2 separate regions of the Homo sapiens genome follow, and region 1 is linked to region 2. Evidence: chromatin loops called from intact Hi-C (ENCODE). Cell type or tissue: tibial artery. All regions are shown on one strand. Each heading gives the region's core, and the rest is flanking DNA. Links, peaks and the distances in the headings are about the cores only.

Region 1 (9,083 bases), core at 330-8,329, 280 kb after region 2:
TGATGGAAAGCAATAGGGGATGGGGAATGTTGTAGAGCTGCCTCTTAAGTGAACCACACAGCAAGTCACTACAGTGGACTGTTCAAATCACTATGGCATGTTTTAGGCTGCCTGTGCCTCAATAATAACCTACACAAATTTAGCAATCCTGTTCCTAAAGAGAAAATAATCTGTGAATACACACCTTAAAGCTCCAAATTTACAGAGCAATGTCTATCATCAAAAATTAATTTTAGGTATCTTCCTTTTAATTAGCTTCAGCTAATTAGCTGCTAAACTGTACACTACAGATGCTTCAAATTTGCCCCACAACACTAAGATGAAGACATTTCATGCTATTATCTCTTTTTAAAAATCACATCATGTCAGAATCTAAATTCCTCATCTTTCATATTAATAAAATATTTCCCCAAACTTTATCATGCTTTGTGAGTCACCCCCCCTTCCTCGATATCACAAAAGAAATTGGTGGAGCTTACACAATCTCGTTATATATATATATAAAGGGCTTCTAAGGTAACCAGTTCATCTTTGCTCTCTGAAAAGATACAAGTTTAGATGATTCACTTGAAGGAGCAGCTCCAGAACACTCCCATTCCTCAGTCCCTACTGCCCAAATCAGTGACCACATCAAAGACCTTGCCATCTTCCAGGGTACTTCATGGGAACTGGGACTGGAATACAAACCAATCCCACAGAAAGGGCCCCTCTGTACTCTCCCTGCCATCTCAACCTTAGGGCTCTACCTCACCTTCTCTACTCAAAGCCTGCCTTCCTGCTCAGGGGTAATACTACATAATCCCCTCATCCTACTTCCACTCCTACCACCCAAAACTCATGAACCAGAGACGCTTCTCACGGCTCAAACCTAAGGGAACACAACACCAACCTTTTCTTTCTGGATTTCAGTGAGGAAACGAGATCTTAATTCCTTCCTGGTGAGGATTCAGCAGCAGCAACAACAAAAGAAAAAACAAGAAAGTAATAATAATGATGCTTTCACATATATAAAAACAGAACCTAGCAATACACATTGATAACATAAAACTAGTCATTTTACTTAAGATTATATTTTAATAAAGAGCCACTAGAATCAGGATCTTCTCAGCATCATTCATTAACTACTCAGGAATGGTCTGCTTCATTCATCTCACAGGCAGTCCCACATTTATTATTCAGCAAATGTTTGTCACATGCTTTCTACATGCCAGCCATAGCACTGGAAGCTGGGGATATAAAAATGTCCATGCTTGAGCATTTCCTCTGTCCAGGTGTGCCTTCACAATTATTAACTCATGTTAGTTCTCAATGAAGTGCAACAATATTATCTTCATTTTATACATGAGGAAAACATCAGAGAAATCAAGTAAACTGCTCAGTCATAGAGCTGGTAATTGGTAGAGAAGGGATTCTAACTCAGTTGGTCTGGCTTGAGAGCCATACTCTTTATCAGTACTCTAGTGAGATATATTAGGTATTTCTGTATAGCACCCATATTAGCATAATGATTGCCAGAACACCCCATCCACATCCCCCTACTGAACCCTGGGGTTTCCCATTCCAGCATCCCTTTCCCTAAGACCCACCTAACTCAGATGCATCCCGCCATCCAGGATCCTCCAACCAAAACCCTGATCTGCACTTCCCCAGGGTAGATATAGACCTTTAACACCCTAAACACTAAAAAGATTTTGGTGGGCATTCCCAGCCAATATGTACTGAAAAACACAATTTAATATTTTGAAATGATACAAGCTTAACTACACAGTAAGAAAAACCATTTCATTCAGGCCAGCCGTGGTGGCTCATGCCTGTGATCCTAGCACTTTGGGAGGTCAAGACTGGGGGATCACTTGAGCCTAGGAATTCGAGGCCAGCCTGGGCAACCTCGTCTCTACAAAAAATACAAAAATTAGCTGAGCGTGATGGTACACACCTGTAGTCCAAGCTACTCGGGAGGCTGAGGCAAGAGGATCACTTGAGCCTGGGAGGTCAAGGCTGTGGTGAGCCGTGATTGGACCCCTGCACTCCAGTCTGGGTAACAAAGTAAGACCCTGTCTCAAAAAAAAGGAAATAATTTTGTTCTAAATTTTTAGATATAAATTTATATGAAAGTTTATTGAAGCTGAATCAACATCTCTTCGTTTTCTCCCCCTTTTTTCCCTTTTGTCTTCCTGACATAAGTTTACACTTAATGTAGGTAATCCAGTCCAGCCCAGTCTGGCAAGGTATTTAGGAGGCCCACAGGGGAGGCTGCTCCATTAGACTGAAATTACTTTAAGCTCTTAAGCAGAGATTACTCTTCTCCACAAAAAGAGATGATCCTCAGTAGCAGTGATTATCTGTAATTTCTTGAAGTTCTTATGAACTCTAAAATTCTACGTGGCTCTAGCTGTTATAATCATTGTTTGCTTAGGTTTTTTGTTTTAAAGAAGGAGAAATGAAAATACCATGGCCTTAGTCTTCTGTGGAGTTTTTGGTTTATGTCTGCAAAACATTGTGCTCTGCTTGATGATAAATGTACCCATTATCTTAGTTAGAAAGATAAAGAAATATATTTTTAAAGTTACATGAATCTATTTCTTTACCTCATCAACAAAATTCCTCCTATTACCTCTCTCTCCAATACATATGCTTGAACTTTATGTTAATTAAAATTAGAAATAATTAAAAAAATTACCAAAAAGTATCAGTGTCAACTGCACAAAGGATGCTTTAGGCAGAGAGGAGCATAAGGCTCAGAAATGCTCTTCAAGGACTTATATTCTCTTGGAGGAAAGAGCTGAATAGGATAGTTAAAAGCACTTAGTAATAAATTTCCATCAACTGCAGAATACAGATAAGATATACCACTGAAATATAGAAAAATGAGAGATCTCTTGGCTGAAGTGATTAGGCAAGTTTTAAATATGATATTCAGGTTTGGACAGGACATTAAAACTGAATGGATTTTCGTAGGGAAAAAGATGAGGGGAAGATATTCAGGTAACATACCGGTGAGAGCAAAGTAGAAAAGCAGAAACTGTGGTTAAGAGTATGAATAGCAACTTAACTAGAGTGGATGATCTATGTCAGGAGAGAAGTGAGAGCTAGGACTAGAAAGATGGTTAGGGACATTCTTTGCAGAATGAGGAATTGGGACTTTAGACAGTTGACCATGGGAGCTACCAAAGGTGTTTGGGTTAGTGAAGATATGACGAAAGTGGTGTCTGGAAAGTAAACGGACAAACATGATAGCAGTATTGTCAAGATTTGTTTTCATGGCTGGGCACGGTGGCTCCTGCCTGTAATCCCAGCACTTTAGGAGGCTGAGGATGGTGGATCACAAGGTCAGGAGTTCAAGACCAGCCTGACCAACATGGTGAAACCCCATATCTACTAAAAATACAAAAATTAGCTGGGCGAGTTGTCCAGCACCTCTAATCCCAGCTACTCAGGAGGCTGAGGCAGGAGAGTGGCTTGAACCTGGGAGGCAGAGGTTTCAGTGTGCCGAGATTGTGCCACTGCACTCCAGCCTGGGCAACAGAATAAGACTCTGTCTCAAAAAAAAAAAAAAAAAAAGATTTGTTTTTATTATTGTCCCCCCACCCCAGAACCTTCATAGATATTTTTCCCCTAATTGCCATCCCCTGTAAAATATTAATAGCACAGATAAACTGTATGTCTGTTTATGGACTGTGTGTATATATCTGTACTTTTGATATACAAACATGAAAAGAGTATGATTTTTTCAGCTCCCAATAACCAGTTTTCACCCTCTTATGAGTGACATTGCCCCCACTGAGAATGTGTAGATTGCACAATGTGTAAAATTGGAGGATGTCTTAGTCCATTTGGGTTGCTATAACAGAATACCATAGACTAAGTAGGTTATAAACAACAGAAATTTATTTCTTACAGTGCTAGAGACTGGGATGTCCAAAATCAAAGTGCCAGCAAACATGGTTGCTAGTGTGGGCCTCTTCCCTGGTTCATAAATGGTACTTTCCAACCATGTCTTCAGATAGTGGAAGGGACAAACAAGCTCCCTGGGGCCTGTGAATAAGGGCACTAATCTCATGCGTGAGGCTCCACCTCCCACAAGGTCTCACTTCCTAATATCACCACTTTGGGGGTTAGGATTTTAACATAAATTTGGAGAGACACAAACATTCAGACCATAGCAGAGGGTGATATATCAACAGATGGGAGTAGGAAGTATTTTTGTATTCCACGTAAAAGCCCAAACCAGCACAGGGGATAAAGAAGACAGGGCCTAATGAAAGAAAATAAGTTAGATCAGAGCACAGTTTGGAGGTGGACTGAGCTAACAGCAGGGCAGTCAACCAGGAGAAGGGACAAGGAAGTGTTCTAAAGAGGCAGCCACCTCAGGGTAGGTGCAGGCAGCAGTTTGCACCTGGGTTTCCAGGAGAAGACTATGAGGTCCCAAGAAGGCAGACAGCACCCACTAACTGGGAATCTGAGCTGGCGACTGGGGCCTGAGAGCCATAGTCATCTTGGAGCTGTGGCAGATTCACAAGATTGCCAACTGGCAAGAGGAGAGGTTGACAACAGAAAAACCTGCTAGAAACAGAAGCAAAGCAGAAATTAAGTCCTAGGAGCCCAGGACATAGAAGAGAAGCTCTGATTTGCAGACTAATCTGGGACCCAGAGATGAGCACTCAGACCTGGCCCACAACCCAGGAGGACAACTAGTGATACTTGGTGAAGGAGGTACAGAGGTACAGAGGTGGTTAACCATGACCTTCTTTATGACAGGCTGACTTGGCCTAGTAATAGAAGTAAGGCTGAGTCTTCAAGAAATGAGATATACTGGTCACACAGAGGAATCTAGGCGGTGTTGGCAGAATGGCAGAAGAAGCTGTAAACAGCATGGGCACTTAAGAAGTCATTTCAGAACATTCAGTTCAAGATGGAAGTCTGAGCCATGGACTCAATTAAATGAGAATAATGGGAGTAAAAAACTCACTTGTAAGAGAACAGAAGGAAAGCCATTAGTGCAAGAGAGATGTCATCAAATTTTTGAGAAATGGAAAGCTGAAGAAGTGGTGACTATGAAGCCCTAACCAGAAATACACAGAAAAGAGGCTGCAGATGAAGAGAAAGGCTGTCTCCAAAAACAGACATACAGTTTATCTGTGCTCTTAAAATTTCATGAGGAGTGGCAATTAGGGAAAAAATGTCTATGAATGTTCTGGGGTGGGGGACAATAATGAAAAAAAGTCTGAAAAATACTGCTCTAACATTTGCCAGTTTACTTTCCAGATATCATTTTTGTCATGCCTCCGCTTGCCCAGGAACCTTCAGTAGCTCCCATGGTCAACCGTGTAAAGCCTCAATTCCTCATTCTATAGTTTAAAGCTCTTCCTATTTTGCCCCCAACCAAAGGGGGATGGTGAGTTCTTGCTCTATTAGTTCCCATGAGAGCTGGTTGTTTGAATAGCCTAGCAGCTCCTCCTCTCTCTCTTGTCTGTTCTTTCGTCACGTGACCTCTGCACAAGCCAACTTTCCACCTACTTCTGCCATGAGTGGAAGCAGTCTGAGGCCTTCCCCAAATACAGATGCTAGCACCATGCTTCCTGTACAATCCACAGAATCTTGAGCTAAATAAACCTCTCTTCCTTATCAATTACGCAGCCTCAGGTATTCCTTTATGACCCAAACGGACTAAGACAGCCACCCTCACATGCTGACATTTAGAGGCCCCCAGGATGATGGCTGTGCAACAAGCCTAGAGAGAAATCAATGCAATCAAAGGATGGAGGCTCCAGGAAAAAATTTTCAGGAAGAAAAAAATGTATAAGGTGCCATCAACATTCCATAATGCTTGAATATTACAAACACTTAAGAAACAATAAAGGCAGGTGTCATGAGGGTGGGAGGGACAAGTATACAAGAAGGGGAATGAAATCAGAGAGCACAGCTGGGTTAGATATTAGCCAATTTACCTAAACGTTTTTCTTCCCAGTTACAGAATCAATATACTGACAGAGCACACAAGACTTAATTGGGATCAGAGAATATAAATAGAATCAACCCTAACAATTTCAAAGCAAAATTACAGGTGACGTGTTGGAAGATGAAAAGGAAAGAGAAGAGATGAAGGACATCTCTAGTGCTCTAACCTTTCAAAATGGGGAGATCCTTTCTATAGTTGTTGGAACAAGAAATTAAAATGCAAATATATTATTTAAAGTTGCATAGGTATTGAAAAGAGGAACTGAGAACAGTCAGTAGAAGAGAAAATGAACGGTGAATGGGGTAGATGAGCTTAACCACCATCTATCATGGCAGGAATCCAATAGAAAAACCTGAAAAGAAGGAATGAAGAAATCATAGTTTATGCATATTATTTATAAGTGTGGATAGAACTACCTAGAACAAATAAAAATGGAAAATGATAAAAATGTTAAAAGAGTTTCGCACCATGGGAAATGGAATGGGAGTGGAAAATTGAGAGAATAAGGACTTTTCTTTTTCCCAGGAAGACTTCCACACTATTTAACTTTTTAAACATTTGTATTTATGACTTCAATAAAAATAATAAATTTTCTCTTTAATAAAAATAAGTCATTTGTATAATCCAAATGCAGTAATTGGTTCCAAAAATAGGATAGCAGCAGAAATGGAAAGAAGGGGTAGGTGGAAAAGACAGAATGAAGAAAGAAGTATCCAGGCTTGATCATTAATTTAACACAAAAGACAAACAAAGAGATGATATAAAAATATTCCCAAAGATTTGAATCTGAAGCCTTTTATTCAGAAGGCTCTTAGAGCCACTACTAAAAATAGAAAAATTGGGAGGGCATATCTGTCTGAGGGAAATATGATGAATGTACTTTGAGTCATTCACACATGAGAAGATAATGATAGCAATAAGTGAATTTACATTTTTAAAACATTTATTTATTTCAAATATCAAAACCTAGCTGGCAAATAGATTCTGCAGAAGGGAATCTTTTTTCTTATGTGTGCCTGTGGCTATATATCTCATTATTGCCAGGTAACAACAATGGAGAGAAATGTGCAACATTCCTAGAAAACATTTAAAAACTTTACGAAAGAGAGACATGTTCCATGCTCCATTGAAGGACTGGGAGCAGGAGAGAGGATGGGAATCAGACCAAGGAATACAGACCAGTGCTTTTGAAAACAAAACTGAATGTCCTAAAATGAAAATTTAAAGTGATTCTAAACCACCAAGCAGCAAGTGACTAACCAAGAAGAAGATTAAAATCTAGATTCACTTTTTGTCCAAGTGTTGGGGTGAGGAAGATTTTATAAGAATATCCTGTGATAACACGGGAATGGAAAACCAAACACCGCATGTTCTCACTTATAAATGGGAGCTGAACAATGAGAACACATGGACACAGGGAGGGGAACAACACTCACTGGGGCCTGTTGAGGGAGGACGGGGGATGAGGGGAGAGCATTAGGGAAAAGAGCTAATGCATGCTGGGTTTAATACCTAGGTGATGGGTTGACAGGTGCAGCAAACCACCATGGCACACATTTACCTATGTAACAAACCCGCATGTCCAGCACGTGTATCCCGGAACTTAAAATAAAATAAAAGAATACCCTGTGATGCTGAAAAAAGAAAAAAAATCAGTATAAATAGAAGTGTAGTTTGAAGGTGATGGAAGTAAACCTATGTCAACAGCACCACCCTCTGGGCACAAAATAGACTGCCCAGACTTGGGATGTACACACACATACACACACACACACACACACACATGCACGCACACACGCACACACACACACACACACACACACACACACACGAAAGGAAAAACATATCCACAGAAGTTTTTGATAACTAAAATTAGGTGTAAGTTCTAAATCAAGTAATAAACTGTTTTGCCTCATTCATATCAGCTAAATTAACTGAAGGCATATTATTTGGATGTTGTACTTCCGCCTAAGACGTAGAAAGCTGGAAAGAGCATCAATTTTACCCTAACAAAAATAAAATGGTATGTATGCTACAAAATCATGATTCTTGAAATCATCTTTGCTAAGCAGAAAAAACCTTCCTCACCCGCAAAGATGTTCATGTCTTAATTCCCAAAACTTGTGAATGTGCTATCTTACGTGGCAAAAGGGATTTTGCAGATGTGATCTTGAGGTGGGAAAATTATTCTGGATTACCCAAGTGGGCTGAATTTAATCACAAGTGTCCTCAAAAGAGAAATAGGGAGGAAGGAGAGTCCATCAGAGGAGATGTGGTGATAGAAAGCAAATGTCAGGGTTAAGCAATTGCTGGCTTTGAAGATAAAGGAAGGCCACCAGCTAAGGAATGTGCGCAGCCTCTGGAAGCTGAAATAGGCAGGAAAATAGATGGTCCTGAGAGCCCACAGAAAGGGACACGGCCCTGCCCACACCTTTACTTTAGTCCAGTGATACTAATTTTGGACTTCTGACTTCCAGAACTATAAGATAATCATTTGTGATATTTTAAGCCACTGTGTTTGTGGTAGGTATATATATTTGATATTCATATATGAAAATTTATGTATATGTATAAATGCACACACACACACACATTGCTGTAGGAAGAAAAATGGTTCCATTATTGTGAGAAACAGTTTTTATACAGTTACACATAGACTTACCATATAACCCAGCGATCCCATTCTTATTTATCCAAGAGAAATAGCATATATCCACATAAATATTGTACATGAATCTTTATAGTGATTTTATTCATGATCACTCAGAACTAGAAACAACACTGATGTCTACCACCTGATGAATGAATAAATGTACTGTGTTATATCCATAAAACAGAATATTATTCAGAAAACAAGGACAAACTAATTACTGATACACACTATAAGAAGGTTGTATCTCAAATGCATTATGCTCTTTGAAAGAATTCAGACTCAGCTGGACGCAGTGGCTCATGCCTGTAATCCCATCACTTTGGGAGGCCAAGGCCAGTGGATCACCTGAAGTTAGGAGTTTGAGACCAGCCTGGCCAACATGACGAAACCCCGTCTCTACTGAAAATACAAAAATTAGCCAGGTGTGGGGGGTGTCTGTAATCCTAGCTACTCAGGAGGCTAAGGCAGGAG
Region 2 (9,083 bases), core at 551-8,550:
GTGGAACTGCTGAAGGCACCCCTGCACAAACAGGGCCAAAGCAGGTGGTGAAGCATAATTCACTGCAGAAAGTGAAATTCTTCCCCGTCAGTATAACCAGTGTGGTTAAAAACCCAACACTGAAGCAGACTGGTTGGGTCAAAGCCTGGCACCAGTATTTCCAGTCTATATGAGCTTGGGCATTTTACTTACTATAAAAAATTAAGATTTTTTTTTAAAGGCTACAAATTCCATTACTTTCTGTGAGCTCTCTAAAACATGATTTTGCCACTTGTCACATCAAGTGGAGGAATCTGTTTCCCTATTCTTTGAATCTGGGCCAGTGATGTGACTTGCTTTATCACAGAAGTAACATTTGTGTGACATTCAATCCTAGGTCTTGAAAGATTCTGGTGCTTCTATTCTCTCTCTCTCTTTCAGAATATGGTGCCTCCACACAAAGAATTCTGGGTATCCAACCGAAAGAGGAAACCATGTGGGACAGGGATGGCCTGGCCCTTGCTGAGGTCACCAGTTAAAACAATGAGCCCCTATGAGGTCACCAGATAGATGTAGCACTGAGAGTGAACAAAGTGAGACTAGCAGAAGAACCATCCAGATGAGCCAACCTGAAATTGCTGACCTGTAGAATCATGAATGATTCTTTAATCACCTAAATTTTTTGTGATTTGCTGTGCAGAATAGCTAATTAATACACTAACACCTCTCTGAGCCTCCATTTTCTCATCTGTAAAATGAGGATAATATTATATTTGGCACATAGTAAGCTCTATGTTAAGACTTTGGTATCCATTTTCATATTATTATTTCCACTTCTCTGCAGTGCATAGCAAGGCTCTAGTGCCCAGGATTGCCCAGATCTCAGCAAGTCTGCACCAGCATCACAGGAAAGTCAAAGGACAATATTCATACACCTGACATCATTGTTTCACGGTCACTCTCACCCTGGTGTCCAAATTGAGGTGCCGTCATGTACCTCTTTAGGCTATGAACTAAACAGCAAGAATGTCAACAAGATAACTGGCTGCACATGTCCATTATCAAGGGAGGTTCCGCTGGGGTGGGATAGGGAGTCAGGCACACAGGGGTTGAGAAAAGTTGTCTTAAATTACGAGACAGAGGCAGGGGACAGTGGGACCGCTTCCTAGGAACATTGGTGTTGCAACATTGTGCCCACAGTCTGGGTGGCCTGGAAAGACACATGAGCCTTGAAAGGAACTACAAAATCAGCTTCAGTCCCAACAAATTTTTTTTAACACCACTTTATCCTCCTCTAGAGATGTATTATTGCTTCTGAAATAAATGAAAGCAGCACCCTTTTCTGTTTTCTGAGTACAAATGATTAGTTTGAATCCTCATAGTTTGAGCATAAAAGTAATTCTTTTCATGTAAATTGTATTTATGTGAAATAACTACTTCATTGTATTTTATCATAAATAAACTATAATGGACCTGGTTTTTACAGTTGCTTTGTAAAAGTACACACCAAATATATTTGAGATATTACTAACAGTGCAACAAGTTTTTAAAAAGTTCTCTAATGTCCTTATTGTCTCTAAAATTATTCTACACACAAATGTAGCTAACACTTTAAGTAGCAGAACTTCGAATATGTGAACAACAATTATAGTTTCCTTTCTTTGGATACCCTCTAGGTGCCTGGTCCTTTTGACACCTGGGGTCATTCATTGTCACAGCAACACTGTAAGGTGGGAATAAGTTTTCCTAAGTTTACATATTAGGACACCAAAGCAAAGAGAAATTAATACCACAGTCAAACATTATCTTTGCCAACCTACAACATTTGCAGATTTTTTTTTTTTGGAGAAAGTAGTAAGGATTTTTATTGTCAAAACAAGAGATCACAATAGAAGACACAAATAAATTAATTCTTATAATTTTAGACTCCAGGGCCTCTCTATGGAAAGGCCAGCTTCTTACACAGACAAGGTACTATCCAAAACAAAAAATTGGGTATTTGAGACAGTATTCAAGACAAAAACTGAACTTGTACACAGTGAGGAGAAATAAAAAAGTGGTTTCCCTATTTCCCTCCCTCAGTAAGGTTATGTATTGCATAAAGGGATGAGGCTCATTTTGGTGAAAAATGCTTTCATACAGAAAATTTTGAATTCATTCTCCTCCTCCCACAGACGTTCCAGGCCCTGACCTGAACAAGGAAATCAAAATAAGGTAACACCACTGGCTCCACATAAACCTCAAGACTATAATCTAACTGTACCTACCATCTCCTTTACTTTAAAAAAGTTTAAGTCCATTTACCTATACCAAGTCAGTAGACTGAATTTTCTCTCTTAGGAAGCTTTTAACCAAATTGCAGCTAAATTAATCTCACTTTAAAGTGCAAGAAAGGCTCTGCTAGACTAGTGTTTGTTCTGTGGCATAGAAAGAGAAGCATGCCTCCCCTGGCACTGGCCTAAGAGGCCCCACATGAAGAACTGGTTGCAGGACAGTGATCCATTAGGTCTACCAAAAAGCAGGGGGACTCAAGGTTCAGCCTAGAAACAGGGGTCCCTGCCAAGTCTGGTTTTACCTATACCCAGGTCCCAAACAAATCTTGGGTCCCCTTACTGATAAGGCTGGAGCACAGCACCAGCCATCAACAGGGCCAGAGTCGTCTCAGCCAGTCAGTGAGCACCTCTACGCCATGATTTGTCAATGCTCACATGGATAGTGGTAAGGAATCAAGAAGCCTGGGTTTTGGAACAGCACAAACATTCTTTACCTAGTAAGCAGTGATTGAAGTTCTTACCTAGGGTAAATGATGAAAAAATAGGTAATGAGGTCCCCATACACCACTGCTGAGAATATTTAGTCTAACTTTAAAGCAGTACAAAATGGCTTCTTCCACACAACAGGGGCAAGCTTTGTATCAATATTTCTCAAAAACCAATTGTATCTCCAGCTCTAGCCTCAATTTAACAGGTTTTTTACTTTATTTATTTATTTATTTAGAGACGGAGTCTCACTCTGTCGCCCAGGCTGGAGTGTAATGGCGTGATCTCGGCTCACTGCAACCTCTGCCTCTTGGGTTCAGGCAATTCTCCTGCCTCAGCCTCCCAAGTAGCTGGGACTATAGGCACCCACCACCATGCCCGGCTAATTTTTGTATTTTTAGTAGAGACAGGGTTTCATTGTGTTGGCCAGGCTGGTCTTTAACTCCTGACCTCAGGTGATCCACCTAACTTGGCCTCCCAAAGTGTTGGGATTACAGGCGTGAGCCACTGTGCCCAGCTGATTAAGTTTTTAAATATACCTTTCCTATGTCAAAGCCAAGATAAAAGGGCAGTGGAGTGCAAGAAACCTTCTTTACCAGAATCCCTGGAAAGAAAGGGCTCTAGAAGCCAGTGGGTGTGAGCACATTCAAGTCACGGGGTTTGAGATTATGTGCCCGTGGTGGCTGTTTCCTCCCTTCCGTCACTGGGAAGTCCATCTTGGGTGGCTTCAAGGCTGCTGGATCTTCAGCCATTCGGTTGGCCTGGGCACGGATCAGTTCCATTGGAGAGGGCTTCTGGGCTCCTCGGTAGGCCTGGGTGGCAAAACTTCCAGAATCATACTTCTGAAGGGATCTCAGTCCAAAGAGGCCCCACTTATCTGACAAGTTTCTGTCCTTATCCCCACTTCCAGAGTCCATGGTGCTAGGATTTGGGCCAGGTAAGGCTGTGGAAGAACCAGAAGTGAACCAGCCCCTGGGTCTCTGCTTAGGTGAAAAGTGAGAAGTGGTGCTTGGGGTGGACAGGGCTGATGCAGGTGGCCTCTCTTCTTTTGTTATCTCTCCACTCTGCAGCTTTAGTTTGTGGAGTGCTTCTGCTACTCTAAGGTACTTGGTCTTCTGAGTGGTGACACCCTTGTGGGTGTGTAGCCAGGATCTCTCAGCCCTGCCTGTTGCCCAAAATGCTGAAAGCTTTCCTGGGTCTGTTTTGTGATCACATAATTCATGACGACATGGGTAGCTTTAGCCTTCACCACTGGGAGCTTGTCCACACTGTCAATGGCCGATGACAGGGACTGGCAGGGGAGGGTAGACTGGCCTCTCCTTCCTCCACCTTGGTGAGGTGCTGATACTTGTGCTCTGAAATCACTGGCTTCCAAGGGATGCTGCCCATGTCTGATGGAGGAGGAGTCATGGGTGCAGGGTCCTTGAGGGTATCATCATAGCTGAGTGCCCGGCGGTATATCCTGAAGGGCAGGGACATCTTGCCTAGAGGCCCACTAGCCTCAAGAGCAGGCACTTCTGGTTGTCTTGAAGCCATTGAAAGGCTGAGATCCAGGTGTTTTTTCTATATAGAATCCCTGCCACCACGGTGAAATGATGTGACGACTAAGCTGACAGATGGATGTTAATGAGGAACATGGTCCAGCTGCTGCAAATTAGCAAAACTTCCCAGGAAGAGTCCATCCAGAGGTTCTGCTATCCTGCTGCCGCGGGACTGCCTGTGGCCGGGAGTCCGGCACTAAAAAGATTCCAAGGGCCTACATCCCCAAGAGGCTGTGGCGCATCTGGACCCAAGCCATGGTGAGAGTGGCAGTGACTTCAAAGGTCTCCAGGACTCACTAGGCAACACTACCCGACGTTTACAGATTTTAAATGCATCTCAATCCCACAGGAAATTTTTTTAAAACGTTAACATATTTTCATACATGTATTAAAGGGGACTTTAAAATGAGATTGCATAAATGAAAATATGTAAATACTATATGCTTCATAGAGAAATCAAATGGGAAGTAAGAAGAACTAGATATGCATTATATGCATTAATATTTTTGTGAAAATAAAGCTTGATCTAAAACCTGTATCTTTGTCATATTTTCTGCCACCACATCAACCACTGGGGGGCAGCATCAAACATTATTTTATAACTTCTCTCCTTGGTCTTCTAATAGGGGAAGCTTTAATGCCAGGCCATGTAACTTATAATCTAGTTAATACAAACACTAATAAAGGATGGAACAGGATTAGAACCCAATATTGTTTGATTCCACAATCCATGTTTGTTTTCACAGCATCTAACTGTTTCTCTATCCTTCTATTTCTCCCAGGATGTAGGAACATGCTGTCTTTTAAGATTTCTATTACCCTGAATAGCCTACAATCTCTCTGATATGACAGTAAATGTGTTTCTCCAAAACCAAGCTACAGGTAGGACTAATTTAGTTTTGCAAAGACAGATAAAAACAATAAGCACTTACTTAATTACTTCGGAATTCATCCTTAAGAATCTTTAGTTTTAAGGCATAAAATGAAACAAATAGTATAGCTTCTGCTGAATTTTTCTTAAAGGCACAGACTGAGAGGGAACTGCCAATATCAACTTCTAGAACCCCGTTCACTGACCTTTCAATAATTCCTTAGCAGAGGGAGAAGGCATATGTCCACTACTAGAAGGAATTGGCAGCCTGGAAGTTGGTCCACTGGGGAGTATATATCAATAAATGAGATGGGAGCAGCAGAGGGAGATCCCAGCACTCCATCCCAGACCAGGAAAGGCAGACAAGGAAGAGCCACTCAGAACTCTGGTTCAGCTTGGTCCTGAGAAACCTAGTGCAGGGCTTGGCCTTATGGGAAGACATATGATCGGGGAGCTTTAGTCCCTGTAAGTTGACTCACTCCACTAGACATAAATGGCCAACTCTGCTAAACATATCTACCCTGAGTACCTTCCTATGGAAGAACTTCATGCTAAGCAGTCAAGCCTTTCCAAGGGGCTTAGTGGCTAACAGGGTCCCAAGTGTCACTACTACAGTTGTTAGCTTGTCACACTTCCATTGATTCAGTTAGTAAGGAGACAATGAGCATCAATGGATTCAGGAAGTTTATTACTTGCACAGATGCCAAAGGCAAGATCAACACAGGAAGACACTGAGCCTTGAAGAGCAAGATGACTGACAGTATGGGCAATGGGTTGCCCTGCTGGGGAGGAGCAACCCTTAAACCACGGCCAAGAAATTGTACAGACTTACACAAAAGACTGTAGCTGAACCTTAAGTGGGAGCAAGGTGGGGAGAAAGGAGGGAAGTCTTACACTCAACGGAAACCAAACGGGAGATAGATAAGAGAAGGTCAGTCTCCCACAAGACAGGGATAAGAAACTGCCTCACAGTGGCTCCTCAATAGGCTTTTCTTCCTGCTGTAGGGGGTATCTCTGGGTGTTTGAATAGGAGTGACGATGGCGCTCCCTGAGGTGCGTGATTAGTTCTATGGGTAAGACAGCAAGGCCAAACTGGCTAGAATCCTTCCAGAATTTTCTGCAACTACCGGGAAGTATTCTCTCTCATTTCCTGAGATAAAAAGTTTTATTTTTTGTTCTAGAATTTTTTATTGTGGTAGAATATATCTAACATAAAATTTATGATTTTAGCCATTTTTAAGTGTATGATTCAGTGGCATTAATCACATTCACAGTGTCGTGCAATGAACACCACTATCTGTTTCAAAAACTTTTTCATAACCCCAAACAGAAATCTAAGCATTAAGCAATAACTCCCCACTCTGCCCTCCCCATAGCCCCTGGTAACATTAGTACCTTTTCTGTCTCTATGACTTTGCTTATTCTAAATAGTTCATGTAAGTAGAATCACACAACATTTGTCCTCTTGTGTCTGGCTTATTTAACTGAGCATAATGCTTTCAAAGTTCATCCATGTTGTAGTAAGTATCAGAACTTCATTCCCTTTCATGCCTGAGTGATATTCCACTGTGTGTATACACAGCATATTTTGTATATCCATTTGTCCATCGATGGACACTTGGTTTGAGACAGGGAGTTTTAAAGAAAATGTAAGCTTATAGCTCCTGGGGTCATCTTTCACACTTGGGCAAAAGACAGCTCTAGAATGAAACCACAACACAGAGGGAAGTGGAGCTGGCCGCCGAGGGGGAGGATGATCACTGTTGAAGACCTTAATCCAGTTATGCCTAAAACCAGCCCTAACTCTGACCTTTTCAGTTGCAGAGGTAGAATATTCCCTTTTTTTTCTTAAGGTAATTTAAGTTGGGCTTCTCTTCCCACAAACAAGAATCCTAATAAATCAACAACTTATCAAAGAATAGTTATGTTTTAGAAAAGCAAACTAAAAGGGAATTCATTTTATGCCTCCTAAGTGCACAGTGAAATATTTAAAACTTTCTTACTGCTAAATCCTTGTCATTATTTTAAATGTAAACTGTTCTTGTCCTAAGTAGAGAGAATCTTTTACATAAATGCTGTTGCTGTTACTGCCACTCTCTCACCTACCAAAAAAATTTAGTGACCTACAGCATCTTTTCTTCTCAAAGTGTGCACGTAATTGATTCTAGGAAAGATCAACCAGAGGCTGTCCACAGCATAATTCCTGACTTTATTTCCAAACTACTGTTGCTGTTGGACCTCTGTTTAATTTACATCTTTTTTAATACTTCCTTATTTTAAAAAGACTATTCTTCATCAATAGCTTTTATCATTTCTGTTGACTTTTTAAGCCCCACAATACTGTTGATTTTACACCAATCTTACCATATGTAAATTTCCCCAAGAACTCTAAAATTTCTGAAATATCATAGAAAAAAATTATATAACACATGTAACTGATGTTTTCTAGTCACTGATTGAATAATAAAATGGGACCGAAGAAGTTCCAGGTTAAGCTCTCTGTTCTGAATTGGCCCTCAAAATTAAGATCTTTTCACTAAATGAAGTTCAACAACCTCCTTTAATTCATTTCACAATGTATCAGCTCTCAATCTCTAAAAACACACCCTAACATTTCATGTTGTGTACAGTGAGTGCTTTCTTTCTCTCCCTCCTTTCCTTCCAGTTAAATCCTTTCATTTTTCATATAAAGTCATGCAAAATTCTAATTCTTAAAAAGAGAGACAGGAGCTGTTATAATGAAGCTTGGAGCTTCGCCTACTACCATTCTGTTACCCGCCCACATCCGCTGTGGCCCTGGGCAAAATAGACTGAAAAACCTTTGTGGTGAGGTGTGCTAATTTATAACTAAAGTTCTATTCTCCAGGCAAGAGAATAATTCTTCTTATATTTCTTTGTATGTCTTATATTCCAATCTTTTCACCATTTTTGAATCCTTTCCAAATTCATCTTGAAAGACTCTAAAAACGTTAAGGGCTTTAGTAAAGACGCAATAGGCTGCAGAAAACGGAAGAATTGCCTCTGAGCTCCTTGTTGGACTCCAGTTAATATAATCTACTTTTGCATTTTCTAAGCATTCTGACTGCCATTGCTATTTTTTAAATATATAATAGCTATATTGAGCTGGTACATGGGGTAGGCACTATACTTTTTTAAAAAGTGTTTACATCTATTATTTCTTTTAATCTTCATATCAGCCTGAGTCCTGGAGCTGTCAGCATTTACACTACATCAATGATTTTAAATCTTGGCTGCAAATTATAACTTTTCTAACTTGGGGAACTCCTGGTGCTGTCAGCATTTACACTACATCAGTGGCTTTCAACTTTGGCTGCAAATTATAACTTTTCTAACTTTGGGAACTTTTGAAAACTCCATACCAATTATAATCAGACCAATTAAATCAGAATCTCCAGGGGTAGGAACCAGGCATCTGTGTTTTAAAAAACTCCCAGATGATTTACTACATGTTGCCAAGATTGAGCATTACCACTCTAAGAGGAATTCTCATATCAGCTGCTGAGAAAATTAATTTTCTGTGTTTTCTTACCCTAATACTCTTCAAAGATAGTAAAAGTGCATGAATGTGTACTTCCCCCAACGATGCTGCCATTACTTAGAATATATTTCAAACTCCTTTTTTTTGGAATTGCTTTTAGTCAATTTGCCAGCCACTGCTAGAAAATTCTTTTCACTGCCCACGGCAGGATTTGGGGGAGTGCTGCAGAGCTGTGTGTGCACCTGAGGAGACCATCCTCCCTCTGGCTGTGCCGGAATCCACAGCAGGATGAAAGTGGATACAGAACCCAGCAGGATCCTAGCAAGGCCACTACTCCAGGCACACCCCAAACACTCCCCATTTCATCTTCTTAATGCTTAGAGTCATAAAGCAGGCTAGCATTAGAACTGATTTTCTGTCTCCTCCTGGGAAGT

Evidence for each region. A loop is a pair of places that touch in the nucleus more often than their neighbours do. Peaks named below come from ENCODE experiments on the same cell type or tissue, not always from the same donor. Only the 100,000 strongest peaks of a DNase experiment are listed, where the experiment ranks them.
Region 1: it touches region 2 in a loop (10-fold over the local background); 64 of 110 quality-filtered maps call a loop at or near these places.

Annotation. Positions count from the first base shown.
Region 1 is chr4:121,648,702-121,657,784 of GRCh38, forward strand. It overlaps LOC105377402 (a long non-coding RNA gene), which reads right to left and starts at 1,950. Exons shown (of 3, transcript XR_939167.3): 1 at 1,937-1,950; 2 at 890-935. In tibial artery, for the core only: a CTCF peak has its summit at 7,672 (motif pointing left); no DNase peak of the experiment used is centred there; H3K4me3 peaks cover 530 bases; H3K27ac peaks cover 1,791 bases.
Region 2 is chr4:121,366,072-121,375,154 of GRCh38, forward strand. All of the region lies in intron 1 of QRFPR (pyroglutamylated RFamide peptide receptor), which reads right to left. It also overlaps the pseudogene KIAA1191P1. Among named protein-coding and RNA genes, the nearest start is that of QRFPR, 10 kb to the right of the region's middle. In tibial artery, for the core only: a CTCF peak has its summit at 4,865 (motif pointing right); DNase peaks (open chromatin) are centred at 940 and 2,540.